Linked DNA regions of Mus musculus: regions 1 and 3 are each linked to region 2. The links are chromatin loops, found by intact Hi-C in ENCODE. Cell type or tissue: gastrocnemius. All regions are shown on one strand. Links, peaks and the distances in the headings refer to the core of each region. The heading gives the core; the rest is flanking DNA.

The links. A loop is a pair of places that touch in the nucleus more often than their neighbours do. Peaks named below come from ENCODE experiments on the same cell type or tissue, not always from the same donor. Only the 100,000 strongest peaks of a DNase experiment are listed, where the experiment ranks them.
Region 1: a loop joins it to region 2, with 5 times the contacts of the local background. A loop is called at or near these places in 21 of 42 quality-filtered maps.
Region 3: it touches region 2 in a loop (8-fold over the local background); 31 of 42 quality-filtered maps call a loop at or near these places.

What each region holds. Positions count from the first base shown.
Region 1 is chr7:138,081,600-138,087,508 of GRCm38, reverse strand. No RefSeq gene overlaps it. Among named protein-coding and RNA genes, the nearest start is that of Gm25798, 17 kb to the left of the region's middle. In gastrocnemius, for the core only: a CTCF peak has its summit at 3,227; a DNase peak (open chromatin) is centred at 3,272.
Region 2 is chr7:137,477,549-137,483,457 of GRCm38, reverse strand. No RefSeq gene overlaps it. Among named protein-coding and RNA genes, the nearest start is that of Glrx3, 43 kb to the right of the region's middle. In gastrocnemius, for the core only: a CTCF peak has its summit at 5,024 (motif pointing left); DNase peaks (open chromatin) are centred at 3,114 and 4,993; H3K4me3 peaks cover 259 bases.
Region 3 is chr7:137,781,236-137,787,144 of GRCm38, reverse strand. No RefSeq gene overlaps it. Among named protein-coding and RNA genes, the nearest start is that of 4930570E01Rik, 130 kb to the right of the region's middle. In gastrocnemius, for the core only: a CTCF peak has its summit at 2,994 (motif pointing right); DNase peaks (open chromatin) are centred at 2,985 and 3,454.

The DNA.
Region 1 (5,909 bases), core at 563-5,562, 600 kb before region 2:
AAGGCCAGCAGCTTCTAGGGATAGAGGCTCTTATTGCCTAAGCTGTGCACACATGGTCTCCATGTACATTTAGATGGTAACTTTCTGGTTTTCATGATTTCTTGGGACTCCCTTGTATCTTGAGCACTATCCTCCAGAGCTAGTGTTAAAAATCTTCCTTCTGGACCTGTCTATCCTCTTAGGAAAGCTAGTATACTGCTTTGCTTTCCAGACCAGGACCTCTAAAACTCACTAAATCTTTTGGAATGCTTGGCAGTTGTAAGGAATCAACTCCGGAACTCTCTCTAGTTATCACCCAAGCTTTGTTTGTGGAAACTGGCCTTTCTTTAAAATAAAATTTTTAAAAATTATATATATATATATATATATATATATATATATATATATATATATATGTTATACACTGTTGCTGTCTTCAGGCACACCAAAAGAAGGCATCAGATCCCATTACAGATGGTTGTCAGCCACCATATAGTTGCTGAGAATGGAGCTCAGGACCTCTGGAAGAGCAGTCAGTGCTCTTAACCGTTGAGCAATCTCTCCAGCCCTCAGAAACTGGCCTTTCATGTGTTTATGTTTCTAGGTGAAGCTACCCCCTATTTCTGGCATCCACTTTCTCACAGTCTCTTAACCTGATGTGCTCTTGTCCAGTGTCCTTGACCAGAGTATGTGGAGCTTGATAACTGGACCTTTCCTTACATCTGGAAACTAAATGAGCATTGTTTTCTAGTGAATAAGTTGACAATTATCTTGTACAGGGCTTTGCATCTCCAAGAAGTTTCACATGTAGAGCTATAAAAACAAGTATAAATAGATCAAGGCAAACTGTGAAGATGCCTGGGAAATACAGATGCTCAGTAAGTGAAGCAAACTTGAGTGCTAGCATAAGCATCGTCTTTGTGTCCAGAAAACCCAAGTTACAGAGTAACTACAGAAAATGCAATGGTTTTATATGTTGAGTCAATGTCGACACAGTTATCATCTATGTACACATTATGGACCAGCCTCTTTGAGGAAGCTGACCCCAGTGATGCACTTCCCCCATCAATGCCATATGATGTCCCTTAGGCAGACATCACACCTCCTCTAAGTTGCCCAATGCTGTGGAGTCATGCCTTACTGCCTCCCCTTCAGGTTCCATAAGAATCATCTACATCTTGAAATCTCTTCCCTGGAACTGTGAATGGTTACTGGGCTCAGAAGACAGAAACATGTCCTGTCATATCTATGAGCTACCAGAAGGCAGTCATGTCAGGAGCTTCTGTGTTCCTGTTTGATGCAGGATGGGCTTTTCTGTCCCCACTCAAGAAGCTCCTGTGAAGGTCAAAGTTGCACATATGTTGCAGACACTTAGATAATCACCTGCAATAGCATATATGCTCCCTTTGTGCTTGTCTGTATCTATTCTGCCTCAGCCCTCAGGCCCTCTTGCCTCAGATCTCCTCAGTTCTGGGCTTTGTTATGGTTTTTATAGGGAATGCCCCCCCCCACACACACACAAATGCTCATTTGATAAAGGCTTTGTCTCTAAAGCAGATTTGATTATGAATGTACGGACCTTAACAGTGAGTTACTCCACTGATGGCTTCATAGCTGGGTAGTCTATTAGGAGATAAGACCTGCATAAAGAAAATAGGTCACTTGTTTAAACATATTTTCTAATGCTGTGATAAGACATCATGACCAAAACATCTTAGAAAAGAAGGAGTTTAACCAAGTTTATAATTACAGAATGTTAGAGTCGATGATGATGGAGCAAAAACATGGCGATAGGTTCCTTGAAAAGCAACTGATAGTTCACATTTTTATCCACAAGCAGGAGGCAGAGAATTCTAACAGGGAACAGTGTGAGACATTGAACTCTCAAAGCCTGCCCCCAGTGACACATCTCCTCCAACAATGCCACATCTCCTAGTTCTTCCCAAATAGTTCCACCAACTGGAGACCAGTATGAGCCTCTGGGAGCCATTCTCATTCCGATTACCACATCACTTGAGATATCTGTCTTTAAGGATCTGTCTGGTCCACTGTCACTCTCTTTCTCCTTTTCTTTTTCATAGTTCCCGTAAGTTGAATTCCTGTTCTCCTCCATATTGTTCTTTGTCATACACCTAGGAATGAGGCCCCAGCTAACACTGGACTGTAACTTCTGATACTACAGGCCAAAGGAAGTCATTTATCTTTTCAGTTGTTTTTCATGGGTGTTTTGTCAGAGATGGAAAGCTGACTTACAGCTTTCAAACCCTGGCAAGGCTGCAGTGATGACCAAATCAAACTTCTCTTGAAAACAGAACCCAGTGAAGGTGATAGTGGTGGCCCTGATACTGCCGTGCCATCGCCTCAGTGATGAGAAGGGAACTGGTTGGAACACCACCCAAACAACCACGTAGTACCTCCTGTGTTGGGCAACCATACTGACTGAAGAGCTACCTTGAACTTTCTGGATGTTCTCCCAGTATTGTTTCCAAATCAAGTTCATAGCTGGGTGTCAGAAGGCATGACTACTGTATTCATTACTTTCTCAGACATTGTTAATCCATGACTTCTGTAGTTTTCCATAGATATAGATACAAGGCAGTGAGCCTCATATTCTAAAATGTTATTGGCTGGATTAGAATAATTCCTACTTCAGCTGAGCTGTGGGAACATGGTAGGATATTTCTACCTGGACTTAGCATTTTTCCCAGACTCTCTCCAGTGTAGTGATATTTTTTGCAAAGCTGAGGACATCTGAGTTCCTTGAATATGTCCACTGAAGCCTATTGGAGCATTGCTGGCACACACTGAGGCAGATGGGAGTATATTCCTCTCACTTAGACACATTAGATAGGTTGTATGTGCCTCATGCCTACAGCCTACTTCTCAGAAGAATATTGAGGCAACAGAATCGGAGTGAGGTAGACCGAGCCCTTCTGGGACCTGGATACCCAGCTCTGCTCTGTGTGTGTCCTTCTATCTGTATATTACAGAGGAGTGGGACATTTTTTACTTCCTGTCAGATGGAGGGGCAGAGTGCTGATCTTTACTCAGTGCCTCCTCTCTTAATACGGTGAACCTGGCTGTGTACTTCTGATTCCTGGAAATGGAGTAAGTTCCCCATCTCACAGGCAAGGACACCTTTTTTCACAAGTGTTGAGTCTGCCAGGAAATCAGACATCAGCCTTTCTGGAAAACAACAACCTGACAAGCATCAATTCCAGTTCTGAGAAGAGCTGCCCCTACGGCCTGCAGCCAGGGGGAGCTGTTCCTTGTGCTGAGCCCCAGTCCAAGTCAGGAAACTGAGTGGAGCTGTCTGTGGTCCTGAACTTCAGCCATGCTAACAGAACTGCAGATAGGCGATTCTGAGCGCAAAACAAGCCCAAATCCTACTGTCCATGGTGCCTTCCGTGCTCCTAAAGGCTGGCCTTTGGGCAACAGTGAACTGTCTGTGGTGCTGAACTGTCTACTGTGCTGAACTCTGGCCAGGCTGTGAGCTGAGGTGCTAGCACTGACTGCTGCTCCTCAGTCAAATGCAGCTTCCAGGGAGCGCACAGAACAGACTTTACACAGAGGAGTAAGAGTCTTGAAACTATAAACACAATCCCAGTATGAGTTCTGTCTGATAATAAACAGAGGGAAAAGGAAGAAAGGGATTTGGATCTAGGCGAGAAATGGAGAATCTTCATGAAAACTGACTGGAATTAAAAGGATCCTGTGACTTTTCTACAGTTTGGGATTGGGACGGCCAGAGGTACCATGCCTGAGAAGCAGGGTGATACTGCAGGCGACCCTGGGCCAGGAACCTTTAAGTTGCATGACTGCATTTTCCATGAAGATTTTGATGCTTTCTACCAACATAAGTCAAACATAAGGCACACTGCAGCTATCTCCATGTCCTCCAGGTTTTGGGAAAGATCATATTGTTATGAATGTGCTCAAAAGCAGAGAACTGAAGGTGCAGGATCTGCTGGGAACCAGGACAGACTTTTACTTCAGAACTTCTGACACCTATCTCTGCCCAAGACTAACCAAACCAGCCAGAGCCTGTTGGAAGTGTAGGAACAAAGTCAAGGCCTGTCAGCAGGTAAATGGATGAAGGAAACTTCCTTCCTTCTATGAGAGATGACCATATAAAATATGGCAGGTAAACTGACTTCAAGCAGAAGGCAGAATGTGTGAGGAGAGTGGGCTGAGGCTCAGTTACTCAGTGACTTGTTGGAGACTGTGTACGCACAATCTGAAAGAGCTGAGACTGGAATTACTGGAAACTCGTAGAGTGTGCTTATGCCAGAAGCCCTCTAAAATCAAGTTTGGTTATTTTTCTGGGATCTTTTATCGAGATTTCATGCCTGATGCTTTATCGGTCCTAGAGTATTGGTGAGTACTGTGGCCTCTGATGTCACAGGGTATGATTATTGCTGTGTCCCAGGCTATCCGAATGGCCGAAGTCCTTAGCACTTCACTCTGCTAATGTGCAAGAAACATTTTTTTTAAAAGAAAACCTTTCTGACTATTCTTGTCTTCCTTCCTACATGCAGGTTTCTATATGTGTGTAGTGTTGAAATCTCACAGACTCAAATGATGGGAGTACTCTGTAGACCAAGGACAGACTTCTTTTTTTTTTTTTTTTTTACTGTTGGCATGCCTCTGTACCAGGAGCCTCCCTGACACTAATGGGAAATAACTGCCAAGTAGTTGGACATATGCACCTTAGAGTAACTTCTCCTTGACTCTAGAGTAACCTCTCATCACATTTTAGGTTAAAAGAAGATAGTGTGTATTGTCGCTGGCCAAATTAGATGATAAGAAACATATCCCACCACCTGAACCTGAAAAGCAACATAAAGGGAAGATCCACAAACTAAGGGGTATTTTCTTCTTCTTCATGAAAAGATTCATTCTCCCTGGGGGGACAAGAAATGTCACAGCTTCTTAGAAAGTGAAATGGTTGAATAGTTCAGAAAAAGTTTACATAAAATATGTATATTGGTAGCCAGCATTTCGTGTGAAATTTCAAGGGAAAACCTTTGCCTTAAATTCAGCTCTTCTCTCCAGGGAGAGGGCTCCATGGTAAACTGCTTGTCACTCAAGCATGGGAGCTTGAGTTAAACCCCCAACACATGTGCAACAAAGCCAGGTATTATGGTACATACTTGTCACCCCGAGGCTTGGAAGGCAGAAATGAGTTGATCCTTCATATTTGCTGTTCTCATTGGTGAGTTCTAGGCCAATAAAAGATTTTGTCTCAAAAAAAAATAATGGTTGGGGTTGGGTGCATTGTTAAGGGGGTGAATCACTTGTGCAACTATAAAAACTGGACTTTGGATTCCCAGCACCCACCTAAAGCCAGATGGACATGGTAATCTATCTATAATCCTAAAGATTAGTAGACAGAGACAGTGAATCCCTGGATCAAGCTAGCTAGCTGGATTCATTGAATCAGCAAGCTCCTGGTTCAACAAGAGACCTTGCCTTAGTAAATAAAATAGAGAATGTTCGAGAAAGACATTCATGATAAATTCTGCTGCTCACAGTGTGCACATGCGTGTGTGCATGTGCACGCACACACAAACACACACACACAATTTGTGTGAAGTAGGCGGTGGGTAAATAATGCATAGAAGACACAGCTAGAATAGTCTCATGCCACTTACCTGTGCATAACTAGTATGCCTTCCAGTCTGCACTACATCACTTGCACTTTGAGAGTGATATATGTACATTGTAGCACCGACCATTTGGAGACAAGGCCATAGCTTACAGAAGTGGCTGTGATGTGCTGGGCTCTCTTCCCTCATGGCATCACTGCTGCCTTCTTCAAAGAGCTCCTGCTGCCTTAACTAAGGCAGCTGATAGCTGTCAGTACTCCCAGTTCTTCTGTCTACAGTGCTGAGGCAATAGCCATCTAAAGAGGAATGCTTGTGTGGGTG
Region 2 (5,909 bases), core at 531-5,530:
GAAGGGGAGCCCCCCTCTGAGTATCACAACCACCCCAACCCCTCCCCACACACGGCCAGTTAGTGGTGGAACAGGATCCACAGGCAGGGAGGCAACAGATTCAGGGACAGCCCCTGCTCTGGTTGTTGGGGGACCCCATGAAGACCAAGCAACACATCTGCTACATGCGTGGGGGAGGTGCAAGATCCGGCCCGTGCTCAGTTCTTTGGTTGGTGGTTCACTCTCTGGGAGCCCCCAAGGGTACAGGTTAGTTGACTCTCTTCCAATGGAATCCCTGTCCTGTTCGGGTCCCTCAATCCTTCCCTCACCTCTTCCATAACCAAGCTCCATCCATCTGGCTATGGGCCTCGGCATCTCTTTCCATTGGCTGCTGGGTGGAGCCTCTGAGGACAGTTATGCTCCGCTCCTGTCTGCAGACATACAAAGAATCAACAAAACAAAGAGCTGGTTCTTTGAGAAAACCAACAAGATAGACAAACCCTTAGCCAAACTAGCTAAAAGGCAGAGAGACAATATCCAAAGAAGCATAATCAGAAATGAAAAGGGAGGCATAACAGATACAGAGGAAATTCAAAAAATCATTAGGTCTTATTTCAAAAGCCTGTACTCCACAAAATTGGAAAAAAAAAATCTAAGTAAAACAAATGATTTTCTACACAGATACAAATTACTAAAGTTAAATCAAGGTCAGGTAAACTATATAACTAGACCTATAACCCCTATGGAAATAGAAGCAAGTCATTAAAGTCTCCCAACCAAAACAAGCCCAGGGCCAGATGGTAAGCGCACAGAATTCTACCAGACTTTCAAAAAGAGCTAATACCATACATCTCAAACTATTCCACAAGGTAGAAACAGAAAGAACATTGCTGAACTCATTCATTCTATGAGGCCACAGTCATCCTGATACCAAAACCACGCAACTTAACAAAGAAAGAGAATTTCAGACCAATTTCCCTTATGAACATTGATGCAAAAACACTCAATAAAAACCACATCAAATCCAAGAACACATCAAAGACATCATCCACCATAATCAAGTAGGCTCCATCCCAGGGATGCAGAGATGGTTGAACATACGAAAATCCATGAACATAATCCACCTTATAAACAAACTGAAAGAAAAAAAACACACATAATCATCTCATTAGATGCTGAGAAAGCCATTGACAAGATCCAACAACCCTTCATGTTAAAAACCTTGGAGAGACCAGAGATACAAGGCACAAATCTAAATACAATAAAGGCAATATACAGCAAGCCAATAGCCAACATCGAACTAAATGGAGAGAAACTTAAAGCAATTCCACTAAAATCAAACAAGAGAAGACTGCTCACTCTCTCCCTATCTCTTCAGTCTAGTACTTGAAGTTCTAGATAGAGCAAAAAAATCCGGCTTTCTGATACAGAGCAGGCCCACCTGCCTAGAGATAGCACCGCCCATAGTGGGCTGGACCCTTCCATATCAATCAAATCGCAATCAAGAAAATACCTCACAGGCATATTCATTTAGGGTATGTGGGACATTTCTACCAGACAGGCATAAAAACCGGTAAGGTTGAATGAGCTCAAACCCTAGGAATCTCAGAGATTTGATGGCAGAAGTGGAGTCCTTCTCTACCCGTCTCTGTACTTGCTCAGGAACACATAACCACAACACCCCACTGAGAGGAACGTGGGCACCCAGTCGTGTAGCATAACACTGGAGTTCTTCTCCATGCTCGTGAGGTGTCTAAATAGTTTAGTCAGTGACTTTCCCTTCCTGGGTATTCCTTCCAACAAGAGGTATATAATCCCCGATTCGCCCCAAATAAAGTGTATGTGTTTACATCCATCATCAAATGAAGCAATGTGAAGAAGCAAGGGTTGTCTCAGAGAGCTGCTTCATTAAGGATGAAGGAGGGTAAGGCCTTTGACCAAAGAACAAAGACTCCTGAGGAAGGCTTTCTGCCCTCTAGCCCCTCTGGTACTCTCTGCCCTCGCTTCCAATCAGACTGGATTTTGCTCATCCTGGGCTCTACCCTCTCCCTCCTGCCCAGCACATGGATGAAAGCTAGGCCATGGACCCCAGTTCCTAACTCCCTCTCTCAGTGGTATGCTGGAGGTACCTGGGTACCCAGAGAGGAGACCTGGAACCAGTGTGAACTGCCAGTTTCGAACTTTGCCCTGCCTCCTCCCATTGCAGCAGTGTCTGGGCACCCCACAGAGAGGCAGGACTCAGTACCACACACTCATAAGTCATTTGGTAGAGACAGTTCCTCGGTTGACAATTCCCTCTCCCCAGGCTTATGTGTAGATTTGTGTCAGTTTGACAAAAGCTAACCAGCACATACAGAAAGCACAAGGCAGCTGTAAACAGCCATGTCCTGGCAGGCTGGGCCAGGGTGAGAAGGTCACATGCCTGGAGAAGAGGTCAAGGCAAGGTCCGGACCTATTGGCAACCTGGGGTAATGAGTGACTGCACAGGCTGGAGAGGTAGCTTAGAGGGTAAGAGCACTGACTGCTCTTCCGAAGGTCCTGAGTTCTAATCCCGGCAACCACATGGTGGTGGCTCACAACCATCCGTAATGACATCTGACGCCCTCTGCTGATGTGTCTATAGACAGCTGCAGTGTACTTACATATAATAATAAATAAATCTTTGGGCTAGAGTGAGCAGGGCCAGAGCGATCAGAGGTCCTGAGTTCAATTCCTAGCAACCACATGATAGCTCACAACTACATCTGTACAGCTACAGTGTACTCATATACATAAAATAAATAAATAGATCTTGAGAGAGAGAGGAGCACAGCTTTGGAGAATTCCACAAGGGAGGGAGGAAATGAGAAGAGCTCTCCCCAGGATCCCTGGACCTGGGACTCTGTCTCCCACAGATACTGGGGTGAATTCCTCCAGTGAGACTTATGTGGAAATTAACCAAACTTATAGCTTTGACAGATCACTTGAGTTTAGGAGCAAAACTAGTTTGCCAAAATGATTCTTTTCTCTTTAATTAAAACCCTTTGTTAACTGCCAAGCTGCCACCTTCTTCCAAGACAGACAGGATTAGCTTATATCCATCACCCCGGGCAGACGGCCATCCAAAGAGACTAGGGTGTGTCCCAAGAGAGCAGAGACGGCGCCGTACAAATGACTCTGTCGACACAGGTTCAAGCATCTGGCAGATCAGATGAAAAGGTTTCTACAGGGCCCCTGGCGGCCCCTGTCCATGTCGGTTCTCTTGGGGGCCAGTGATAGGCATTAAGGAAGCACCCAGTGGAGACATCACTTAAGAAGGCAAAGCTCTAGCCCAACGGTGGTGGCACACGCCTTTAATGCCAGCACTCGGGAGGCAGAGGCAGGTGGATTTCTGAGTTTGAGGCCAGCCTGGTCTACAGAGTGAGTTCCAGGACAGCCAAGGCTACACAGAGAAACCCTGTCTTGAAAAACTAAAAAAAAAAAAAAACAGAAGGCAAAGCTCTGGCCCCCAGCTTGAGTCCGCTGAGCAAGGGCACTGGCTGAGGCTGATAGGGGATGCCAACAGGAACTACATCTGTGTCCCGAGAACTCTTGACATGACCATAGCCATTAGAACATAGAACAGGGCCAGGACCAAGGATAGATAAACCCAGAGCAACCATGCCACCCAGACCCAGCCTTTCTTACCACAGTGACCAGGCTACGGTGAATGGCTATCCTCAGTATGTTTTGGCAACAGGGTTTATCCTAAACCTGTCTTGTTTTGTTTTGTTTTGTTTTGTTTCTCCTTTGAAATATTCCGTTTCAGAAAGACTAGAATTGGGACACACACACACACACACACACACACACAGAGGCCCCTGTGTATACCACCAGCCCTGCCTCCCATCCTTCTGTGGCCACGCCTCCCACCATTCCATGACCACTCCCTCCCTCACTCCCTTGGCTATTGTAGCTAAACTTTGCATGGAGAGAGATAAATGGATATCTCCCTCCAGACAGGGTGCCAGCAACAGACCAAAGAGCCAACACCCCCAACGTCTACCTTAACTAATCATTACATTTAACTGGAGTTACTTATAGGAACATGAACAGTTTATGGGCAGCCACACCTCCAAAGAAGAGTGCCCCTAACTGTTCATCAATTATATCCTTCTCTCGAGTACACCCTCCTGAGCCGTACCCTATCAGGCCCACCAGCCTTGAGGGAATGTTAGTGGCCAAGGATCTTATGCAGATAGTTGGAACTGCTGATGATTTTGAGACGGCCATGGTCGTATCGTGCCCAGAGAGCAGAACTCCGCAGCAGATATAAAATACCGGTAAGCACCCCCTGACATGAACGAATGGCTAGACAAAAGAATAAGCAGGGTAAAGGGATGAATATCCAAAATTTTCCCAACAGAACCTCAGTTTTGCACCTCCCCCTAAAGATGCCTGCCCTTCAGGTGTGAACTGTCTCCAAGCAACACAGCATGGAAAGGGGAAGAGAGTTGCGTCACCGTGAAGACATCCACAAACTTCTTCAGGCCGTGACAGATCATAGGGACAGTACCATCTCATGATGCAATGAGACTGTGGCACCTTATTCTATGGCGTGTCCTCTGTGAAGTGGAGCTGGGAATAGGGGTGAGGTGTTCCACATATACACCTGAAAGCCTAGGTTAGGCTGATGGCTATCCACCAGGTAAGCTTCACTCCAGAGGGTGGATGCTGGCTCCCGCAGGGTGCAAATCAGCAGTGCCATCTAGGTGGCTTCCAAGGACCAGGAGATTGGGGGCAGGGTGAGTGGGGGTGAGGATTAGCTCTGGTATTCGAATAGGAGGCAGCCACACAGGTCTGTGAACGCTGCTCCCCAGCTAGTCAACCTAGATTTTCCACACGCTTTCTCTGTAAAGGAAAAAGGGAGGTAGAATTTCAAAACAAGCGGTTCCAAGACTCGCGCGGAGGCGAGGCGGGAGGGACACACCACCACCGCACTCCTGTCCATGCTGTGCTAACCTTGGTCCTCGCGCGCCCCCTGGTGCCCAAAGTTCGCTCTTGCAGACTGCGCGGTTGATCGGCCCGCGGTGCGCAGCGACCTCGCGTGGACACACACGGTCACCACCTGCCGCTGCCTCCTACAGCCAGGAGCTGATTGTGACATTCATAGACCAGTGGTGACCAGCTACAGAGGATACCAGGCTAGTTCCTGCAAAGTTACAAGTAGACATCGGGGACAGAGAAGCTGAGTTAGCACAGGAAAGCCCGCATTGCCTACCATTACCCGCCTTGGGGTTGAGGAGTGACCGCTCCCCCAAGCCGTGTCTGGACACCAAGGGCCTTCAACAGTCAAGGACAGGGACTCCAGTCAGTCAGGCCGGGATCCAACCTTGTCCTGACACTAACATCTCAGAACTAGGCTAGAACTGGGCCAGCTAGGCAGCCACACAGGGAGCAATTGGACATCCCTGGACCATCGGGGATCCAACAGTGTGGGGATGAGCCCTCCAGAGTGGCCCATTTCCCAACTTACTGCTCCAGGAGCAGGCTGTGTTAATGGGGCATGCACTCATCTCTGCAGACCTTCAAACCACAGGCAATGCTGGTTTCTTGCAGCTGTGCATCCTCCCTTGTGCATACCAAGGCCTTGAGGAGAAAGAATGTAGATCAAAACTCAAAGGAGGTGCCAATCAGCGCTGGGGGAAACTAGCACCCAGAGGGTTACTTTCTAATTCATGTAGTAGCTATCTGTCGAGGTGCCTGGTCAGGGATCATCTGTTTGGTCCTGTGTTTGGGAACTCAAGCCTATGCTCCCGGCTGCTGGAAGTGCACACCCCACCTTCTGTAGAGTTATCCTCAGCTTTGGCTTCTCTTATGCCAATGAAGAAGATCCAGCCCCTCTCATCCTCTACCTACCATTGACCTGGACCCTTGAGAACTACAACTGTCCTCCCCCTCAAGCTACATAA
Region 3 (5,909 bases), core at 563-5,562, 300 kb before region 2:
TTCCTTTATAAAGAAGCTGTGGTCCAGGTTAAAAGTGTATCTTCTTCACACATCAAAGATCCAGACTAGAAGTGCGTTTTCTCACTTAAAATTATTTCATTAAGAAAAAAAAAATCCCTTACAGCCTTGCCCAGTCATTTGGGTCTTAGCTAATTCCAGATGAAGTCAGGATGACAGGCAAGACTAGCCATCACAGGCACCATGATAGTTTATCTGCATTGTCAACTAGGTGGGTTTTGAATCACCTAGGAGACACATATCCAGGTGTGTCCATCAGAGCATTTCCAAAGAGGCTTAACTGAGGACCGAAGACCCACTCTGGATGTGGACAGCACTTTTCAATCCATGGGCTTGGGGCTTAGTCTGAACATACAAAGAGCAAATGATATCATTTGTGAGGAGTGGCAGCATTTGGCTCGTGTTAACTCACAGTTCTGCCTCCAGAGCTAGAGCCACTCTTGCTCCACACCTTCTCCACCGTGGTGGATAGGACTTTCTTGCTCTACAATTTCTCCACCATGGTGGACAGACAATACCTTCTTGCTCCTCACCTTCTCCACCACAATGGCTGGTGCTTATATCTACTCCACTATGCTGCTGGTCAGCAGTACCTTCTTGTTCCATGCCTTCTGCTCCATGATGGGTGATTCCTTCTTAATCCACCCGTTCTCTGTCATAATGGACAGTGTTTTCAAACTCTGAGTAAAATCAGTTCTGTCTCCCTTAAGATCTGGTTCTCAGGTTTACCCTCAGCAAAGAGGAAGCAGCTAATGGAGACACTAGAGAGAAGACAGCGTGAGATTTTCCCTGAGGTCAGGCATCCTTTCATCATTTGCTTTCTAGAAAGACTGAGCATGCGGCATGACTGTGTCCCTTTGCTTAGTTGAGCTCAAAACATTTCATTAATCCTTTCTTCCCACCTGAGATCTTTTTCAAGATTAAACATAACTCAATCCAGTCAAAACTCAGAAACTAAAAACTTTCATTAAGCCAAGGTCACTGGCCTTTCTCTCCAATTTTATATACATTCTCCTTTTTAAACACAGCATAAAACAAATATGTGGACCTAAATTGTTCTTATATTTTGAAGAAAAAAGTCTTTTTAAAATATAATACTAATGTTACAAGTACATGTTATGGGCCAAGTTCTTAATTTCATAGTAATAATCCATCAGTAAGCAGAATGTTAGAGGGCTGCCCCTTAGACATAAAGAAAAAGGCAGCAATATCGCTAAGCAGAGACACGCCATCCTGCTGACAGCGACATTGCCTGGACCACAGCACATGGTGCAGGTGACATGGGAGAAATGAGGTCTAGAGAAAAGCCCAGTGTTTCCTGGAATTGACGAAGAGTGAGCTGAGCTGGGAGCATGAGGATGGATGGAGCTGTGAGGAGGACGTCTTCCCAAGTTCATCTTACAAATGGAGGTCTGTCTTTTTATTTCTTATATTAGCCAACAAAACTTGCTACTGCCATATCTCCCACTCTGTAACCCACAGGATGGAAGCAGAAAGAACGAGGCTTTAAAGTTTCGTGGAGGCTCTTCATGCACCCCCCTCTAAGACTAAGCAGCATGATAGAATCCACACGTGTCTAAGACGTAAATGGATTTAAAAAAAATAACAGAAATCGATGCTTAGGGAGGGAGGGGAAGTTTTGCCACCTCTGTTAGTGACAGCTAGTGGAGTGGAACCTCTGGAGAAGGTAGATGGTGATGTTCATTTACCCAAGTAGGGGTCCCAAAGAACGTCTCTGCATCCCAGGAGAACAGGAGGTTCAATTCACATAGTTGATCTACATAGAATCCAGTATGGTGGGAAATAAGACTAGGGTCAAATGTTTTGAAATGTGTGATTTAGCCTTGACAGGAGAAAAGAGGTCACGGTTTCTAAATGCAAGTGCAAATAGAGCTTTGAAGGTAGGCAGATCCTCCAGGTAATTTCATATCATCAGCCCTCTATCTTGGCACCGTATGGGCAAGGAATTTTTCAAGGAACACTTAGAAAAATAGATGGGTGGATAAATGGATCAGTAGATTAATGAACAACTTCAGCATCCATTATTCTGTAGAGAACATTTATCAGACAACTCCATTTCTAACAAGTTCAGTTGCATTAAGTTCACTGGTCATCAACTTCAAAGCCACTCTCCTGGCCGAGGACCACTTCTGCGCCCCAGAAGCAAATGTATAATTTCACCCTCTGCTCCCTGATAGTCCTTAACCTCAATTGTGAGTTCCACCAAAGGTCATAGTCTACGCAATCACCGTCCAACACTGAACCCTAATAGCCCCCAGGAACACAATGGACTTCAAAGCCAACTCATTTCTCCATTACAGACTGAAATGAGAAAGGCTTGCTATTAATAGAGGTAACATGGGAGCTGCAGGAAGGCTCAAGGGGTCCCCAGGATGTGCTGCTCAAGAAAACCCAATTCAGTTCAACAAGAGTGGCCCCATGATGCTAATGAAGTAGAATTGGCTCTTTCCAGGTCTATTTGTAAACAAGTCCCCACTAGTGCGCCCTCCTCTCCATTTGTTCCCTGTGGAGCAGTCTGAAGTAGGAGCTGCTGTCTTCTCCGGCCTTTTGATCACTGACTGAATCCTATGATAGAATTCCATAGAGAGATGTTGTTCTTTTGAGAGAATCTTTTTACATTAGAAATTTAGGTGAGACATCCTGCCAACTAAACGAGATGCCTCCCTCATATAAATTCATTGATAAAAGCAGAGGATGTATAGACATTTGATGAAACAAGGGATGCCTTAGAGTAGACCCGAATCCTCTTAGATGTGTCACAGAGGCACAGAGATGGAGGCAGTGGACAGGAACATCTCAGTGTCCCACCATCTATCTGCACATGGGACACTGAGGCCCACTGTAAGTTGACACAGTTCTGGGAATACCTGGCAAGATGGTTGCCAAAGTCCAGCCTGATGACCCTGTACTCCTGGTTCAAGAGCAGAGTCTGTAGGGACCAGAAAGGCCACCAGAGGGCAGCAGATGTATCACAAGGAGCTGGCTCAGATATACCTTGACTTGGGGAGGGGTATCCCTAGAAGTTCCCCCAATTGAGTCTCTTACTGTTTTTCTTTTCCCTGCAGAAACTACATATTGAACTTTTTTTGAAAAGGAAAAGAAAGGAGGTCTTAGAAGAAATGGACAGAAAGTCTAGCACATCCCAGGAAAGGGACGCTTGCCTCCCCTACATGAAAACCTCTGAACCAACCTTTCTACAAACTTTAATTTCTCAGCTCACTTGTGTGATAAACAATAAATTACAGGCAATGGTCTCAAAATCTTTCCTGCCTTAAAATATCTCCCCACAACTATGCTGCTCCATAAATTAAAAATACAACATAGCTGGTACTGTGACATGTTCATGGTTTTCTTCCGGGGTAGCTACCGGTTCCTCATCCCTTTGGCACAGGACCTCATGGCCAAGAGCCAGGCTTTGTCCCAACAGACCCTCTATGCCTCCATCAGGCGACACAGGTGAGTACCCACTGATCCCAGCAACCCAGTGAGCTGTGGGGCACCCAGATCTCCTCTTACTTCTGAAGTTCAGAGCTGTGGTTTATAAAGATGTGTAGCACTGTGACCATATCACGTTATCTTCCAAGGGAAATCAGTATGGAAATTAATGCTGCCGTTTCTGTTAAGTCCATCAACCCTGATTCTCAAGCAGGTGGCAATCAGACTGTGCATATTTTTAGCAAACAGCTTGGACTTGATGGTATAAGCACTAGGTACTCTCTTGAAAAATATCCATGCTTGGCCTTGGCATGGTGATGATATGATTTACCTAGAAGAGCAGCCTCTCCTAATTAGTTTGATTGGAAATGCAACAAAATTCAATGCACCATTCACTCAGGAGATCCCCAAGCAGAATGTTTGTAAGCACAGCAATCATGCTTTTCAGTGACCTCATCCAGGGAAAACCATAGCCCATCTCCTAGTCAGACCCCGGAGGCCCAGTGTCAGCCATCTAAGCCGTCCCAGCATCCCGAATCCATCTCTCTGATACGCCAACACATGAGTGGCTGGTTCTGGCCTTTTCTCTTTTAAATAGCTTGGAATGATAGCCCCAGCTATCCATGATATCTTCATAGTATTTTCTCTGTGTGAGCTAGTCTGACCACAATTAAGCCATTGCAATTATCTGATAATTGTCTTTTCATAGTGGGTAAAGGTTGCATATGGCAGGGGCCATGCCTGTCTGACTACTCTTATCCTTGTATAAGCAATGCCTGCTCTGTGGGATACAGCAACTGAACTGAACCTCTGGAGCATGCGTCAATCAATCAACGAACCAGCCAACCCGTCGATGTTTTATAGTATATCTACATCCTCTTGACATGGTATATTCAATTGTGAAGAACCAAATTGTTGCTGATTTCATCATAAAGAACAAGAGAATGGCTCTCCCCCAAATGCTTCACTCTGACATATCAATTCAAGTCGAAATAAGATTACAATGAATTCTTCTTACATCTTGTGATAGTTAAGATTGATTAGTGATTTCACTATATCTAAAGATTACCTAGGAGATAAACATCTGGGCATGTGTAGGAAAGTCTCCAGATTGAGTTGATAGGCAGCACGGTGCCATGGGCTAGGCCCCCAGTTAGACACAAAGGAGAAAGTGAGCTGAGCACCAACACTCATCTCTCTCTGCTTCCTGTCTGTGGTTACAATGTGACCAGCCACGTCAAGCTCCTGCCTCCCTGACTTCTCCACTGTGATGGACTGTGTCTTCAAACTGTGAGCCAAAATAAACTTGCTCTTTCTTAAGTTGCTTTGGTTACATTTTTGTCACAGTGGTGAGAAAAGTAACTATCCACCCCCTGTGTTTGGAACATCACAGTGATTTGCCCAGGGTGGATTCCACTCTCTCATTCTTTTTTTTTTTTTTTCTTTTTTTTTTCCATTTTTTATTAGGTATTTAGCTCATTTACATTTCCAATGCTATACCAAAAGTCCCCCATATCCACCCACCCCCACTCCCCTGCCCACCCACTCCCCCTTTTTGGCCCTGGTGTTCCCCTGTACTGGGGCATATAAAGTTTGCAAGTCCAATGGGCCTCTCTTTCCAGTGATGGCCGACTAGGCCATTTTTTGATATATATGCAGCTAGAGTCAAGAGCTCCGGGGTACTGGTTAGTTCATAATGTTGTTCCACCTATAGGGTTGCAGATCCCTTTAACTCCTTGGCTACTTTCTCTAGCTCCTCCGTTGGGAGCCCTATGATCCATCCATTAGCTGACTGTGAGCATCCACTTCTGTGTTTGCTAGGCCCCGGGATAGTCTCACAAGAGACAGCTACATCTGGGTCCTTTCAATAAAATCTTGCTAGTGTATGCAATGGTGTCAGCGTTTGGATGCTGATTATGGGGTGGATCCCTGGATATGGCAGTCTCTACGAGGTCCATCCTTTCATCTCAGCTCCAAACTTTGTCTCTGTAACTCCTTCCATGGGTGTTTTGTTCCCAAATCTAAGGAGGGGCATAGTGCCCACACTTCAGTCTTCATTCTTCTCGAGTTTCATGTGTTTAGCAAATTATATCTTATATCTTGGGTATCCTAGGTTTGGGGCTAATATCCACTTATCAGTGAGTACATATTGTGTGAGTTTCTTTGTGAATGTGTTACCTCACTCAGGATGATGCCCTCCAGGTCCATCCATTTGGCTAGGAACACTCTCTCATTCTTAAGGATGGAATGCAAATAGGCCAATGAGAGCCAGTGCCTTCCTATGGGTATATTCCTAAATATATCAGGCTCCTGCTCCTTCCTGCAGCACGCATGCCTTATACAGAGGTCCTCTGAAGCTTTGCACAGCCTCATGCTCACAACAAATTTTAAGTTAAACTCCCCCCTCCTTCCTTCCCTCCCTCCTCCCTCCCTTC